Linked DNA regions of Homo sapiens: regions 1, 3, 4 and 5 are each linked to region 2. The links are chromatin contacts, found by Hi-C or POLR2A ChIA-PET in ENCODE. All regions are on one chromosome and are shown on one strand. Each heading gives the region's core, a stretch centred on a gene start or an enhancer-like site at or near the end of the contact. The rest is flanking DNA. Distances are from core to core; before and after follow the strand shown. Region 1 overlaps MEF2C-AS1 (MEF2C antisense RNA 1). Region 2 overlaps MEF2C (myocyte enhancer factor 2C). Region 3 overlaps MEF2C-AS1 (MEF2C antisense RNA 1). Region 4 overlaps MEF2C-AS1 (MEF2C antisense RNA 1). Region 5 overlaps MEF2C-AS1 (MEF2C antisense RNA 1).

Region 1 (3,002 bases), core at 271-2,770, 730 kb after region 2:
CACTTTCCAAAGCTTTTTCATTTATCCTCAAATAACCTTCTGAGGAAGGTGAAATACCATTTCTACCCTCATTCTATAAGGTAAAAATAAAGCCCAGGGAGGTAAAATGAAACTTTCCCAATATTACAGTGAAATAGCAATTCCAATGCAAGCCTATGAAAGAGCTAGGACTATACTTTAAAGCATTCATATGCTCCATAAGATTTACCTCAGTAAAAACTATTTTCTCCTTATTTTTTACTTATATATAAAGCTACACCCACATAAAATACTTTTTATTAGCATTTACTTACTACTTCTCAATCTTAAAACGGAGGCAAATGTATATGAAATGTCTAGGACAAGGTTTAAATTTTAAACTTTTAAGAATATGTTCCTGAAATGTTCACCATTTAGCTAAACTCTAGTTACTTTTCTATCTTCACACAAACCCGCAACGAAGATCTAGTATCTTGATCAATCCAAGTGAAAGGAAAAACTTTTATTTTTCAATGTGTCTCTCTTATTTCCTAATTGCAATTAAAAAATTGTCTATCTAAGTTTAGTTGTGACTTTCAAACTTGGATTTTAAAATAGAAAAGGGAACTATAACACTCTTCCTAGTGTTAAGTCTGACAGTTTAGGTGTGTTGTCATTAGTGGAGTAAGTAAACAAACTCTGACTTTATCTAGCCCAGGTTGTTTTACACCTAACTGATTTTATTAATGAGATCTTGTTCAGCCCCTCCAGTGTGTTGGCTAGAACACTGAGCTGGATGGCCTGTGTTTTATTTAGATCAGCACATTTTGTGGCTATGGGATGGTTAACACACTTCCTTGGGGTTCTGGGTGGTGGAAGCAAGTAAAATTTTACTAGGTGGCCTTAGAGGGAACCCGTGGTTTTATACTACTTCCAGGAGAGGAAGAGCAACAGGGAGCGACTTGATCCTGCTGGAGACATTGTCCAAGGGTGCGTTAACAGGAAAGGATGTCCAGGACAGAGCTGGCCAATTCTGCTAGAGGCCAGCTGACATTCATGTGGTTTATCTAGATCATCCCTATGAATGTCACTGAGGAAACAGTGTTTAACTTCTTAAAATATCTCCTACAAAACTAAAAGGAAATTGCACCAAGTATGGCATCTGGGAGTGAGGTACACAGCTGCCAAAGACAGGAAATCTAAAGTAAAGCTGCCTCCCCCAACCATTAGATTCCTTTAAAAATAATTCAGATTCTATGATAATCTAAATGAATACAGTCAGAGAGATTCTGAATTTCATTGTTTTCTAAGCAGTCTAAGCTAATGTGTCTCAGATTTTCCATTGGTGGTTGGTGTGATGATGCAAATAGAAGGAACAGGTTGGTGATTTGTATTAAAAAAAGACGTAGAACAACTTCCAATTGGTTACAATTTACAGTTGGCCAAGGAGTAAACACAACTTCTAGACTTGCCAGCCTTCTCAAATTGGCCATTTTTATCTCTCTTCCTGCGCTAGTTGCTCAAAGCCATATCCAAAAGTACCCTGACACAAAACCACTGAAGGGTGTGGTCTCTGCTTGTCCTGGGCAATGAACAGGGAAGCTATTTATGTCTAGGGCATCTCTATTCAGTGACTCATGTTTCGACTGGAAAATTGGCCACAGCTTTCTAGCAGCTCTTTCCTGCCAGCTCTCCTGGCATGCTACCCAATGCTTCCACTGCCCCACCCTCTCTCTCCTTGCCCAGTCTGCTTTTATATTCCTGAAGCCCCCACTTAATAATAGTCATTGTTCCATGTTAACCTTGAGGATCTGGGAGAAAGGACAATGAAGGGCATAGCTGTATGCTGTAATGAGCATTTGGCGCTATAGCAGGTGGAAAAGGCTTTGGGGATCTGGGCAGATTAGGAGGAGAGGGGGCTCTAGCAGATGTTGAAGCAAGATGATGTATTGCTGCTCACTCTGGGATTCAGACAATACCAGTGCAAAAGTAGAATAGGGAAAAGGGGAAAAAATTGATCCCTTCTGAAACAAACTGCACTAGAAACCAGACACACTTGAAAGTGAGCATTTAAGAGACAAATTTGTTGCCAGGCCCTGGGTTTTCTCCTGCCTTTTCTTTCTCTCTCTCTCTGTCTCTCTCTTTCTCTCTCACTTTCTCTTTTCTGATAGCATATCAATTGCCAAATTGTCCTTTTAATTAGATTGTTAACTACATCCAGGGCTGGACATATTTCCTATCAGTTTAAGGTTCTTATTAATATGACTTTTTTGCACCAAAAAAAAAATAGCAGTGGATGGATCAAGAATTTCATTTTCATTTTAGCCTTATCTGAGAACCAGGAAGCCATGTTAAGCAAAGGCAAATGCCATTTAAATGATGATTAGTTCACCATTTGAAGAAATATATATTTAAAGCTGTCCTTTTGCACTGAGCTAGGCAATTAAATAACAAAAATGTTGACATTAACAAATGCTTCATTCACTTTATAAAGAATAATACAAATAAACCTTAATCTTAATAGGTTTGTGATATTTTCAGTTCTGATTTTTAATATTTATTGCAATATGTTTTGTAAAATTCTAAAAATAAAGATAGATGAATTACCTACTGTAAGATATGGTTTGCACAATTATTCATATATATGCATTCACACACATGTATATAATACATTCTGGGTGTGGAATGAAAGCCAAAATCCAAGTATTCATCAAATGTAGACAAAAAAAAATCACAATCCTTAAATGTTGATAACACTGAAAACAATTGTGGACAAACATATTTCAGAGAGTGGTATATATGAAGGTTTGGATTGTCAAAAATTAGTCCTAGGAATTTTAGCTTCCCTTTTCCTCAGCACTCAATACATTTACTCTACCACATCAATTTGAATAAAAACAGGAACAAAATCTATTGATATTTCACCCATAAGAAAGACATTAGAAGCTAGAGATTGTAACCTATAACTTTTATCTACTTGGCTACATTGTCTATGACTAGATTTACTTAGAGACCATCTTTATGATAGGAAAAAATGATAGAGC
Region 2 (2,700 bases), core at 72-2,571:
CCCAGAAGAAAGAAAAATGACAGGGTCTGGGGATATAACCTCTATTTAAAATTTCTTATTTATTTATCTTCCTTAGAGGTGCTACAATTCTTTTTTGATGTAAAATATAACCTTTGTTCCTAAAATGCCTAGGATTTTAATTTGCTTTTGAGAGATAGCTATTTTCATGAAGTAAATGTATGGAAAGATGAATTGAGGCAGTGTGTAGGCATGCGATGTATTAGATATAATCATTGCAATACATCTAAGAAAGGATTTGCTAATTAACAGGAGAAAGTTCATTTAGAAATTGTGGAAAGTACTTTCTCATTGTCAGCGTGTTGAGGACATAAATATTGTAAAAATACTATGTTATAAAGTACCTCATTACCTATTATTACTCTGCTTATGGGACGTAGAGATTGACCGATGGTAGTGTCTGATTTTTTTCCAACTATAAATTGAAAGCCTTAAAAGAAAATGTTTTTCTTATCCTAGAACATCAGCCTAGTGAAGTTCACCAGATATATATATATATTTTTTTTACACGGAAAAGGGAAATGCAAACCAGTTACCAGAAATAATAGCTAAATACAAGCAAGGCTCTGTCAATGGCACTGTTATGTTAATTTTCTGGGAGAATGTTAAGTAATTCATCAAGTTAGACAAATATAAAAACAGCAAAACATATACAAAACATTATCAATATTTATTTAAAATGTAGTTTTGTATTACCACTGATGGCATCGTATTCTTGCTGCCTGGTGGAATAAGAACTCGGAGATCTGGTTTACGGTTATTCATTCCTAAATTCATTGGGGGAGGAGATTTTGCTTGCATATTCTTGTTCAAGTTACCAGGTGAGACCAGCAGACCTGGTGAGTTTCGGGGATTGCCATACCCGTTCCCTGTTAACAAAAAACAATAAAGCATTTAGGAAGAAATCTAGGTCAAATACGTTTCCGAAGAATACACAACATGAGAATAAAAACAAAAGCTTAATGGTAAGACGTACATTGCAAAACCATAGGATGACTGATTTGACCTCCATGGGACAAGTAACCCAATTAAGTATTCAATAGTCCTCTGAAGGAAGATTAAAAACTTTTTATGAGAAGAGAGCCAATATACATCAACTTGCTCAGAAGTCAGCATATACTTTTTTTCCTATCAAAAATATTCAGGAAGAAAGTCAGACAGTAGTTCAGGGTCTAAGAAAAGCACAGAACTGGTCTTGCACTTTAATTGACTAGCTTGGCGGAGGCCTGGCTGGCGTGACTCACTCTTTCAGTTCACTGGTTTGGGTTTTATTTTGTGTGTCTGTGTGTCCTTAAATGAAGAAAGGGCATACCAGCAAGACTGTAATTTCTAGGACAGGCAGGAGGAGGGGAAGCCGCTTACACATTTTGCTGTTCAGTTCCGCTTTTCTCTGAGTGAATTCTCTCTATGGTTTTTCTTCCATCTGCTTTGCCCTCCTTACTAAGTTCAGTGTACAACCCTTGCTTTCCTCCTCACACAGAACTTCAGAAAGCAAGACTCCTTCCCTGGAGCTGAAATGAAGTGATGATGCCTCCGCTAAAGTGCTGATTCACCAAGGCACAGGAATAGCCATTGAACTGGAAGACTGAAAGGGTTTTCTTAGGTCTCTGATGTTCAGTATCCTACTAACAGAAAAGTGGGTATCCCAAGGTCTGCGTTTTTCATATTTCAAAATATGACCAAGAGAGCTAGGGAGGAGTTGATTACAAATGCCAGCAGAGCTGGCATGACAGTGGACTCAGAAAGACATCTGCTGATTTCCTCCACTGCCTCTGAAGGGAGAATAAGAGAACTCAGCTACCTGATTCAACAATCCTTGCTAGAAACTAGACAGTTGTTTTCTGAAGCTTTCTAAAGGAGACAGTTAAACCTCATTGTTATTGCCATCATTACAAAACACAAGTATCTATTACCCCTGCATGAGTGAGATTGTGTGCTACCCAGTGAGGATGCAAAGACAAGGCCCCAGGCTTGAAAAGCTCTGAAATCTCTTTGTGGTAATCCAATACATACTCATGGAAAACATAAAGACCAATACAAGGCAGCGTAGGGTGAGGTGCCTGCAGAGTAATCCAGATTAAGTGTTATTGAGTTCCCGGGAGAGAAGAGGTGATCCAATAAAAGATTCACAGAAGAGGCAGGAATTGATGAGGGCCTTAAAGAAAGGCCATAGGAAGATATGTTAGGCTTGTGACTGGGCAGTAGGAAAGGGCTGAGGTAGGAGTTTAAAGAGCATGGTAAGGGGCACTGAGAGGAACCTGTTTAGAAGGGGACCCGTGAAAAGAGAGGGGTGTCAGAGGCTCTGGAGGGATGCAGGGGTTGGGCTGTGGAGATCTCAAATTCCAGGCTAAAAGTCCTTGGGTTTATATGGTGGAAATGAAAGTTTCAGAGTAGAGGTATGACACAGACCTCTAAGTGGTCAGAAAGATCTACTGGCATTGGTATACTCAGGAATTAGTAAGGCCTGCTAGTGTGGACCAGTCTGGAGACTACTTTGATGGCCTGAGATAGAGGCCATGAGGAACTGGGAAGGCAGAGCAAAGGTATATTTCAGGAGATATTTATGGGAACATCTTTAGAAGCAAAATATATTTGAGGCACACTGTATAAAGCAGATTTGTTCTTCATATCCCATTCATTTACCTGTCTCATTTTATGCATGAATAAACAGGCTGAATATAT
Region 3 (2,755 bases), core at 93-2,592, 570 kb after region 2:
CTCCTGAAAAACAGTACTGAGAAGCTGTCTATAAATAAGTAGTTTTGTTTACAGGAACTTACTGGGGAACTGGACTTGTACCACCTGCCATTTGGCCAATGTTGAGAAGTGAGAGGAAGGGGTTTCAGATAATTCAAATCAGCCAATCTACCTCAATGGAGGCTACCTTCTTTTTCTTATTGTTCTAAACTAGGTGTACATACCTTTTCCTAACTAATACACCTTAGATTAGAGCTATCAAGCAATGTTCTTTTACTTTCTCCTATTATACCTGGCCCTCTCTTCTTACAAGCTTTCTAAGAATGTATTTCCTTTGCCTATTGTGTCAACTAAAAGAGAATTGGGTAGGATGAAAAGAACTACATGAAAATAAACTGCCTAGATTTATGAAAATAAATATATGCAAAGTTTTACACTTACCCAAAATTCTTAATTTAAGCCAGCTAAGAAACTTCAATTCTGTGGGCTAGTGGCAAACTGGAGTCCATATGGAGTTTCTCAATTGGTCTTTCGAGTAGGTGGAATATAAATATCATGACAGCATTTCTGTCATGTCCCTTCCGTGGTCAGAGATGCTGTCTTTTCTATCTTGTTGGCCCAATGAATGGCGTGTCATGACAGAAATCATTAGTGAATTTTGTTTAATGAGGTAGCCACTCAGCTGATAAGTAACTAAAGCCAGACACTTGTTTCCTGAGATGGGTTTTGTATAAACCTAAAATGCCATTAGAAGAGGGAGGCAATTCTATTACTAATTTAAGGCTCACTTAAAGCTTGCTATTAAGGCAAATAAGAAATGAGTAGGCAAAGTTTTCTGTACATTCTGTAAAACATAAAGTAATATGAGGTAATTGGAAGATAGTCTGAAAAAAAAGCCTATCATTCTCTCCAAAATTTTACCCATTTCACCCACACTTACCAGTGTCATAGCCCACGCTGACTCCGATGGCTGAGAACATCTGTAAGATGAAGAACTAGTACTGTATTCTGAGTCACATATCCTATTTTTATTTTAAAGCCTATTTAGAGCTTGGCTACTATTAGGCTTGTCCTAATTTTCCTCAGTTACTGTGATTTTGATTACTTGCAAAATATACACTAATAGAGACTGTTTTTAGTGGATGCCTAGGATTAGAGAAATAAAGATAAGTTAGCTTGTAAGTCAAAAATTTAAATAGACTTAAAAATATAGGAAAAGACAATTGTATTTTGTTTCTTAAATGCCAAATATAATTATTAAGAAATTTTCAGAAGATGTCATCTATTAATACAAACAACAGAAGAATTGAACTGAAGATCTAGCCACTGCTCTGCTCATCACTCTGTTTTCATTAGCAATTATAAGGAAGTAGATCCAGAACTAGAGATGCATGATAACAAGACATTGGTGCAGTAACCAGTACTTTCAGACATCACCACAAAAACAAAAACTCAGTATTTCACAACCCTGTTGCATTGGCAATGTCACAATGCTACCTCGGGCAAGGATGTTGTCTCTTTTTGGGGTAAAATAGAGTTCCTTTTTCCCTCCCACAACCTTCTCCTGTAAATCACTTTTCTTAAAGGACAAACCTAAAGTTTCTTGGTTTCAAAATCACACTCATCATGGTGAGGGAAATCCGGCTCATGCCAATTAGAAAGTCAGCTTAATGTGTTTGCTTAGCTACGGAGAGTGATTAAGGGCACCGTTCCCTGGCAAACTACTTGTGGGTTCAAATATAAAAAGCCTTAAAAACACAATCCTAAGTGGTTTACTAATAACACAATTTACATCACTCTTGTATATTTTCAAAAAAAGAACATTACACCATAGTTTAAAATTTTAGAAAATGTATTAAGCCCACGGTGCTGTCATTGTATTCACTGAGGATGGCAAATTTCATCACACAGCCTCTCCTTGTCAATATATGCTTCTTGCCCTAATCATTATAAAACTCTTTTGGGGCCCCCCTTTCTCACCTAACAAATGCTAAGTGAAATGGAGAATTAATACATTTAGAAATTTAATTGAGGTTAAAAGACATCCTAAAACATACTCCAGACTTTCACCTTGAATATTTAGTGGGTTTTGTTTTTACACTTGAATTAAATAGGTAATAGTTTAAGTGCAGCTCCAATGAAGTGAAAGGCCAAAAAAAGTGGTCATTTTTCATTTCTGGCTACGAATATAATTCTATAGGAAATTTCTACTAGCCATGATGCTTATAAAATTAAAATACAATGGAATATACACAAATGGCCAGCATCTGGGATTGTAATCTGCACCTTCGTGGGGTGGTGAAGGCTGCAAAGATCATGAGAGGAGGAGAAGAATTTAGGGCTTCCTATCATCAATTCAGGCAGTAAGTCCTGAGCAGTAACTCTGGAAAGTCACTGCCATAGAATCACCGTGGTAATAATGTGTCTTGTTTTGGGCAAACTTGTCAACTTATGAAGAGAAAAGAGAAGTCTATAAAGGGCTGGCAATTTAACTTTAATATTCAACAAATGGCAAGCTGCAAATATGAAGAGAATCTTCCTTGTTTTCTTGTTTTTCCAATTGTGTTTATATATTGATGATAATATCAACATAACATTCATTTTATAATGTAAAGCATTATGTCATAAATATTACATATATGGTACTAGCGATATATTTTCAAAAGTTTCCCTTTAAAAAGAACTATGATTCTTATAATATGTTAAAAAATAAAGAACAGGCTACAGATATATCCAGGACACATTGCAGTATCAAAGATTTCAATCTAATGAAAAT
Region 4 (2,790 bases), core at 93-2,592, 540 kb after region 2:
ATGATTGCCAGATAGAAAAACAAATATTTAGGGATTGAATTTGAGATTTTTCTTTATATTTCACTCAACATCTTGAGACCTTCTTTGTCCATATCAAAAGTAAGTTTCTAAGTCCAATTATTAAGTAGATCTAAAAATCTCTCTTCTGTTGAGATGTATACAGTTAGTAAAGATTCCCAGGAAGTTTGTACTGAGACTTTGGCGCGCACGCCAGCATGCGCGCGCGCGCACACACACACACACACACACACACACACACACACGAGGGTATAAGGGTGCAGGAGTAAATGGTGAGCCCTTCTAGGAGATTAGTGTGTGGCTGGGACCCTTTTTAACATCTTTTACTTTGGGCCCATTCTTTCAACTCATTTTTACCACCATGTATCAAGTTTGTGCCTGAGTCACTCCAAGCTTGCCCATCTGTGGGGGCAGCAGATTGTTCCAGGTGAGTTGAAGATACAAGGAATAAGTGTATGCATAAATAATGTGCAAAGGAAGCTGCTAAAACCCTGTTTCTAGAATTTTCTACTTCTATTTTTGTGTCTTTTTTGCCCCTACACACAATTAGTAGTGGTGTTTCGAACTCATCCAAAATTTGATTTTGCATGTTTTCTTGTTTACTTTTTAGTCCTTTACTGAAAGGTTTCTAAGTAGCTAGGTGTTTTTTCTAGTCTGCCATATTCCAGAGTTTTCACACCAGTAAGTCTGCTTACAGACCTTTTTGCTGTGCTGTTGTTGTTGTTTTCTTTTCCCCAACAAATTTATGACATTAGGTCACACTTTATTCGAGAAGCTTTATTTTCCATCTGCTCTCCGTTTTTGCTCTATTATTAGGCTATGCTTCTGGTATTCTGATCCCCCTTCATTTTCAGAACTCTTGTTGACGTCAGTGGGGAACCTAGGCAGAGGAGAGTGTAATGCTGAGCTTGGCTTCACAGTCCATTTTGGGAAAAGCGTCTGACCTCCTTGAGATGGAACTTCCGTTGGGTGGACCCCTGCTCATTTTCTACAGACAGTGGAGCCTATGCATAGTATTTAATGCAACCACCAGTACAGGATGATATACTTGCTCTACCACCCAAATATATTGACTTTCTGTTAAAAGGCTTTTAACATAAATTTTAAGAGATTAACAAAATACATCATAGGCTATTGCTGAGAATGCAGGGTTTTTAACTACGTTTCTCCTACATTGATTTTAGTTCATATATTTTAACCACCGCCTTATTTTACTGTACCTTTTAATTTGTTATTCATTTGTTTGAAACCAGAACTCTGCCAAGGCACTCTGGACCCACAGGAACTGAAATAGTTTGCCTTCATTATCTGGTAGACCTGCTCGAGTCTGTAGCCCCTGACAGAAACCACAAGACTGTACAAACTGGCAACTGTGGGTTTGTCTGTTCTCTATTGATTCTATTTCTGGAAAAAAACATGAACCAATGGGTGAGCCATGTGACTGTACAACTGACCCAAAGCTACCATCAGAAGTGGGATGGAGACCTTTATAGACAGGTCATGATGGGATCTCAACACTTTCCTGTCTGCTTCTTAAGAATGGCTTTCAGTAGCTTTGACTTGAAACTTAACTCCTTGTGTTCTGAAGTATGAAACTGGAGGAGAATCTTCATATTCTATAGCTTGTTATTTAATTTGGGAGACCATAAGTCAAAATGTTCCAAACATCTAATAAAATGTATAATAAAGACCAGATATAAGTTAACTTACAAAATAGCTTACTTCTTTCCTCCATGTGAATTGCAAAGCAACTCCATCAGAAGACTTGAACACACACACACACACACACACACACACACACACACACGTACTTTTCAGACTATGAAACTGCAACTGCTGTAGTGTTTCCTTTTCTTGAGCTTTGGTATTTGCGCTCAGTACTGATCCTTAAGTAAATAGAATGTAGGACTTCTATGTAATCAGGCCAAATGTAAGAGTTCTGGTCTTGGCTCCAATATGCTATGTGTCTTTGGTCTTCTCTCTTCTTCTCCATTAAATGTCAAATGACTAAACGATCCCCAATGTCTGTTCTAATTCTAAGAATCAAAGTGATTAAGAGTCTTTGATAGCACCAGAGAGATCTAGGTAGTAGAGAACACAGGTATGAGAGAACACATCCTATTAAACACACACGTGCATGGGTGCATGCACACACACACACACACACACACACACACACACACTCAACAGAAAAACCAAAATAGCTCCCCTCTCTTCCTCCCCCAATAATGACAATGCAGCCATCTGTTGGACGTTCCATTTTACTTAGCAGCTGTTCTCAGATACAGAAATCTGCATTCCTCCGGCTTGTGCTGGTATGCAGGCAGCATGTGTGGGTACTAGCATTTGACTCTCCCACCCAAAGGAATGGCTTTCATTGAATAAAAGTGATTGCAGAGGTTTCTTATTTCCCCATCACACAAATGCCTTTTTTTTTTCTGATAATAGGCATTTGAAGCCATCTCTGCTACTCTGTGTATTAAAATATACCCTGTTAGAGATATTCATATCAAGCAATCATCTAAAATTGAAGAGGACAACCAGGAAAGGCTTCAGTGAAACTCTTGCCTTGCCAGAAACTTCTACTTTGAAGGAAAGTGGGAGAGGTTGGAATATAAAGTTCCATTCTACTTTTATTTTGTCCACACCCCCAGCATTGCACTTAAGCACTGAGGAATAAGTATTGTTCAAAAAGAAACTAGGAGGCTTTCAAATGTAGCATTAATCTTAACACCAAACTAAATGAAAATATATAAGAGAAATATCCAAAGG
Region 5 (2,700 bases), core at 137-2,636, 660 kb after region 2:
AATCAACATTCCCCAAAGTGAATACCAGAGTTTTTCTGTCATACACACTCACTTTCTTATGTTCTCTATCTCAGAAAGGACACCTTCACCCAAACCAGAAATCTTGCTTTCATCCCAGTTACCTTCCTCTCTCTACTTAATTCCTTCTCCCATATCCTATTAGTCATCAAACTTTAATCCCCCTAAACATATTCTTTCTCCTTATAGACCATCAGTTCTCACTAGATTTTGACAGTGGTTTCCTGATTTATCTCATCTGCTCTTCCCACAGACCCTACCAATCCACCCTCCATATAGTGTGAAAATCATCTTTTAACAGGCAAATCTGATCATGTTAACTCTCAAAGGGCTATGGGGACCATCCCATTACTGATGTCACTGCAACATGTAGTGATTAGATAATTTAGTGACTTAGGGATGTGAAGCTTCTCCCCTTCCTATCTAGTACTGTAGATCATACCATATGTGAAGTTCTAACACAAAACAGGAGTGAAATTATCAGGATAGAAGGCATTCCTACAATGTGTGTTTTGGTTTAAGGATGAAAACTAGATGCTGCCTTTTCTATTTAGTGGAAGGAAACAGTTGAGGCTTTCTTGAGTCAGCAGTTGTGCAATATTATCCTGATAATTTTAGGCCCTGGTTTCTACAACTTTATATAAAGCTGTAGTTTGCAAATCATCACTTCACCAATAAACTGCCAATTTATGTAGCTTCACATTGCCTAGTAACTTCAACATAATTCCTGGAAGAAGGAGGACTGGGGCCTCTTTTACCTAACATGCTCTGTTTTCATTGAAGAGCTGAGCATGTAGAAGGTAAATGTGCTGAGGGACAGTCCTCCAAAACCCGGTTTTCTAACGTGAAGCTGTTATCAGCAACAGAACCAAGCAGAGGAAGCATGTTTACAAGATCACAGCAACATCCCAGTCCCCAGTCAGGCCTTTGTGGTTTCAAAAAGCTGCAAATTCTGTCAACAGCAAAGTCTGCATATCCTGTTCCTGTTTTACCATGGCCTTCTAGTTTATTTCCCAACTCCAGCATCCATCAATGTTTTATTCCAGTGACTATCAAAAGTGAAAGTCAAATGTTCTGTACTTTACTCTCTGACATGTGAATTTCAATCCAACTACTTCTAATTCCTTAGACACACTTCAGTCTTGACTGCTCCTTTGCTCTCACCCTTTCCCCTGATCTTGTGAATTCATTTTTCTATGCCATCAAACACTTTTCAATTAATATGCCTTTATAGGAACTTCGTTCTATGTCTTGATTTAATCATTTTCTTCACAACTCTTCACTAAACTTATAGGAAAAGAGGACTAGACAGTGCACCTTTTTTCTTCTTATTGACAATTCTATACTCTTCCCTCCATTTCTGAGTCTCTTATGTTCCTCATTTGCCTTATGGTTTCACTTGCCACCTATGCCCCAGAGACCCAATAGCCAGATATGTGTAATGTTATGAATCACCCTCTAGATTCCCATGAATGACATACTTCCTGATTTGGATCTGTAAATACATCTATGCCTATATATGCTCTATATTTCTAAAATAAATTAAGTTTATAATATAAACATGATTGTTTTTACAAAAATTGATGTGTGTAACCTTTATCTCCTTTGTTATTATTTTACCTCATCTCCAGGTATGAGCTTGTTGCTGACATTCACTTCCAACCTCTAATACCACAGTTTGCTCTGTACCTAACATTTACCTTCTCCTTGGAGTAAGAGTGAAATTTTAGCTAGTGGTCATTTGGGAGTGGGATAAGGCAAATGCGATGAATGGGACAGAGCCTAAGAATTAAATCTCAGAGATGGGGTGGAGATCAAAGACATAATGAGTGTCAGAATTAGTTCAAGCCTTAAGAAATTGTTGAAGGTTAATAATGGAGTTAACTTCAAGGAAGAACTGAAGCTCAGTGATGAGGTAAATATCTGAAATGTTGAACATATTACTCAATACAAGAACTATGAAAGTTTATTTATTTTTGCTTTTTATCTAACTATGAAATGCTTATACCCGAACATGGTTTCTTTAGTCCTTTCTACTTTAAGTACCTCACCATTACATTTCTGTAATGCCACTATTTCAATCTCCCTGGTCTTTTTTTTTTTTAAAAAAAGAAAAGTCTAATTTTTATACAAAGGAATTGCATATGCCTAATGCATGTTTGATGAGTTGGGACATATTTATGTACCTGTGATACTATCACTGCAATCAAGATAATAAACATATTCAACACTTCCAAGTTTCCTTATGCATCCCACTCCTTTTGTTGTAAGAACATTTAATATGAAATCCACCTTTGTAACAAATTTTTAAGTGTATCATATCCTGTTGTTAACTATAGGCACTACGTTGTACAGCAGACCTATAGAACATATTTGCCTTTCATAACTGAAATTTTATAACCATTGACCAACAATTCCCCATTTCTGTTCCTCCAAGTCCCTTAGAAACCACTATTCTGTTCTCCATGTGTTGGACTATTTTAGATATCTCATATAAGTAGAATAGTAGAGTATTTGTGTTTATGACACTGACTTATTTTAATTAGCTTAGTATCTTCCAGGTTTATCCATGTTGTTGCAAATGTTAAGATTTCCTTTTGTTTTTGTAAGGCCAAACAATATTCCATTGAATATATATTCCACATTTTACTTTATGCATTCATTTGTTTATAGACATGAGAG

Evidence for each region. A loop is a pair of places that touch in the nucleus more often than their neighbours do. ChIA-PET counts read pairs that join two places held with the same protein, here RNA polymerase II (POLR2A). Pooled maps may share reads with other maps.
Region 1: a map of ascending aorta shows a loop between it and region 2 (3-fold over the local background). The contact joins two enhancer-like sites. A Hi-C loop is called at or near these places in 5 of 168 maps with a recorded cell type or tissue (B cell, PC-3, ascending aorta and 2 more), 7 of 37 single-sample maps with no recorded cell type and 8 of 50 pooled maps. POLR2A ChIA-PET finds 5 or more read pairs at or near these places in 2 of 52 experiments (B cell and activated B cell).
Region 3: a map of GM12878 shows a loop between it and region 2 (5-fold over the local background). The contact joins two enhancer-like sites. A Hi-C loop is called at or near these places in 5 of 168 maps with a recorded cell type or tissue (B cell, GM12878, HCT116 and 1 more), 36 of 37 single-sample maps with no recorded cell type and 15 of 50 pooled maps. POLR2A ChIA-PET finds 5 or more read pairs at or near these places in 1 of 52 experiments (activated B cell).
Region 4: a map of B cell shows a loop between it and region 2 (7-fold over the local background). The contact joins two enhancer-like sites. A Hi-C loop is called at or near these places in 5 of 168 maps with a recorded cell type or tissue (B cell, GM12878, K562 and 2 more), 23 of 37 single-sample maps with no recorded cell type and 12 of 50 pooled maps. POLR2A ChIA-PET finds 5 or more read pairs at or near these places in 2 of 52 experiments (OCI-LY7 and activated B cell).
Region 5: a map of B cell shows a loop between it and region 2 (4-fold over the local background). The contact joins two enhancer-like sites. A Hi-C loop is called at or near these places in 1 of 168 maps with a recorded cell type or tissue (B cell) and 5 of 50 pooled maps. POLR2A ChIA-PET finds 5 or more read pairs at or near these places in 1 of 52 experiments (activated B cell).

The regions. Positions count from the first base shown.
Region 1 is chr5:89,456,616-89,459,617 of GRCh38, forward strand. All of the region lies in intron 8 of MEF2C-AS1 (MEF2C antisense RNA 1), which reads left to right. Among named protein-coding and RNA genes, the nearest start is that of LINC02161, 120 kb to the right of the region's middle. Within about 2 kb of position 1,521, at least 8 of the 41 ENCODE cell types and tissues checked have a DNase peak (open chromatin) inside an H3K27ac peak, as active enhancers do; they include ascending aorta and gastrocnemius medialis, where a contact is called at or near this core.
Region 2 is chr5:88,731,015-88,733,714 of GRCh38, forward strand. It overlaps MEF2C (myocyte enhancer factor 2C), which reads right to left. Exons shown (of 11, transcript NM_002397.5): 7 at 715-887. Among named protein-coding and RNA genes, the nearest start is that of GSCAR, 35 kb to the left of the region's middle. RefSeq lists enhancers at 1,139-1,188, 1,309-1,588. Within about 2 kb of position 1,322, at least 19 of the 41 ENCODE cell types and tissues checked have a DNase peak (open chromatin) inside an H3K27ac peak, as active enhancers do; they include B cell, GM12878, ascending aorta and 1 more, where a contact is called at or near this core.
Region 3 is chr5:89,301,754-89,304,508 of GRCh38, forward strand. All of the region lies in intron 7 of MEF2C-AS1 (MEF2C antisense RNA 1), which reads left to right. Among named protein-coding and RNA genes, the nearest start is that of LINC02161, 280 kb to the right of the region's middle. Within about 2 kb of position 1,343, at least 3 of the 41 ENCODE cell types and tissues checked have a DNase peak (open chromatin) inside an H3K27ac peak, as active enhancers do; they include B cell and GM12878, where a contact is called at or near this core.
Region 4 is chr5:89,270,214-89,273,003 of GRCh38, forward strand. The region is part of intron 7 of MEF2C-AS1 (MEF2C antisense RNA 1); the gene reads left to right. Among named protein-coding and RNA genes, the nearest start is that of LINC02161, 310 kb to the right of the region's middle. RefSeq lists enhancers at 1,527-1,666, 1,697-1,746. Within about 2 kb of position 1,343, at least 2 of the 41 ENCODE cell types and tissues checked have a DNase peak (open chromatin) inside an H3K27ac peak, as active enhancers do; they include B cell and GM12878, where a contact is called at or near this core.
Region 5 is chr5:89,395,850-89,398,549 of GRCh38, forward strand. All of the region lies in intron 8 of MEF2C-AS1 (MEF2C antisense RNA 1), which reads left to right. Among named protein-coding and RNA genes, the nearest start is that of LINC02161, 180 kb to the right of the region's middle. Within about 2 kb of position 1,387, at least 5 of the 41 ENCODE cell types and tissues checked have a DNase peak (open chromatin) inside an H3K27ac peak, as active enhancers do; they include B cell, where a contact is called at or near this core.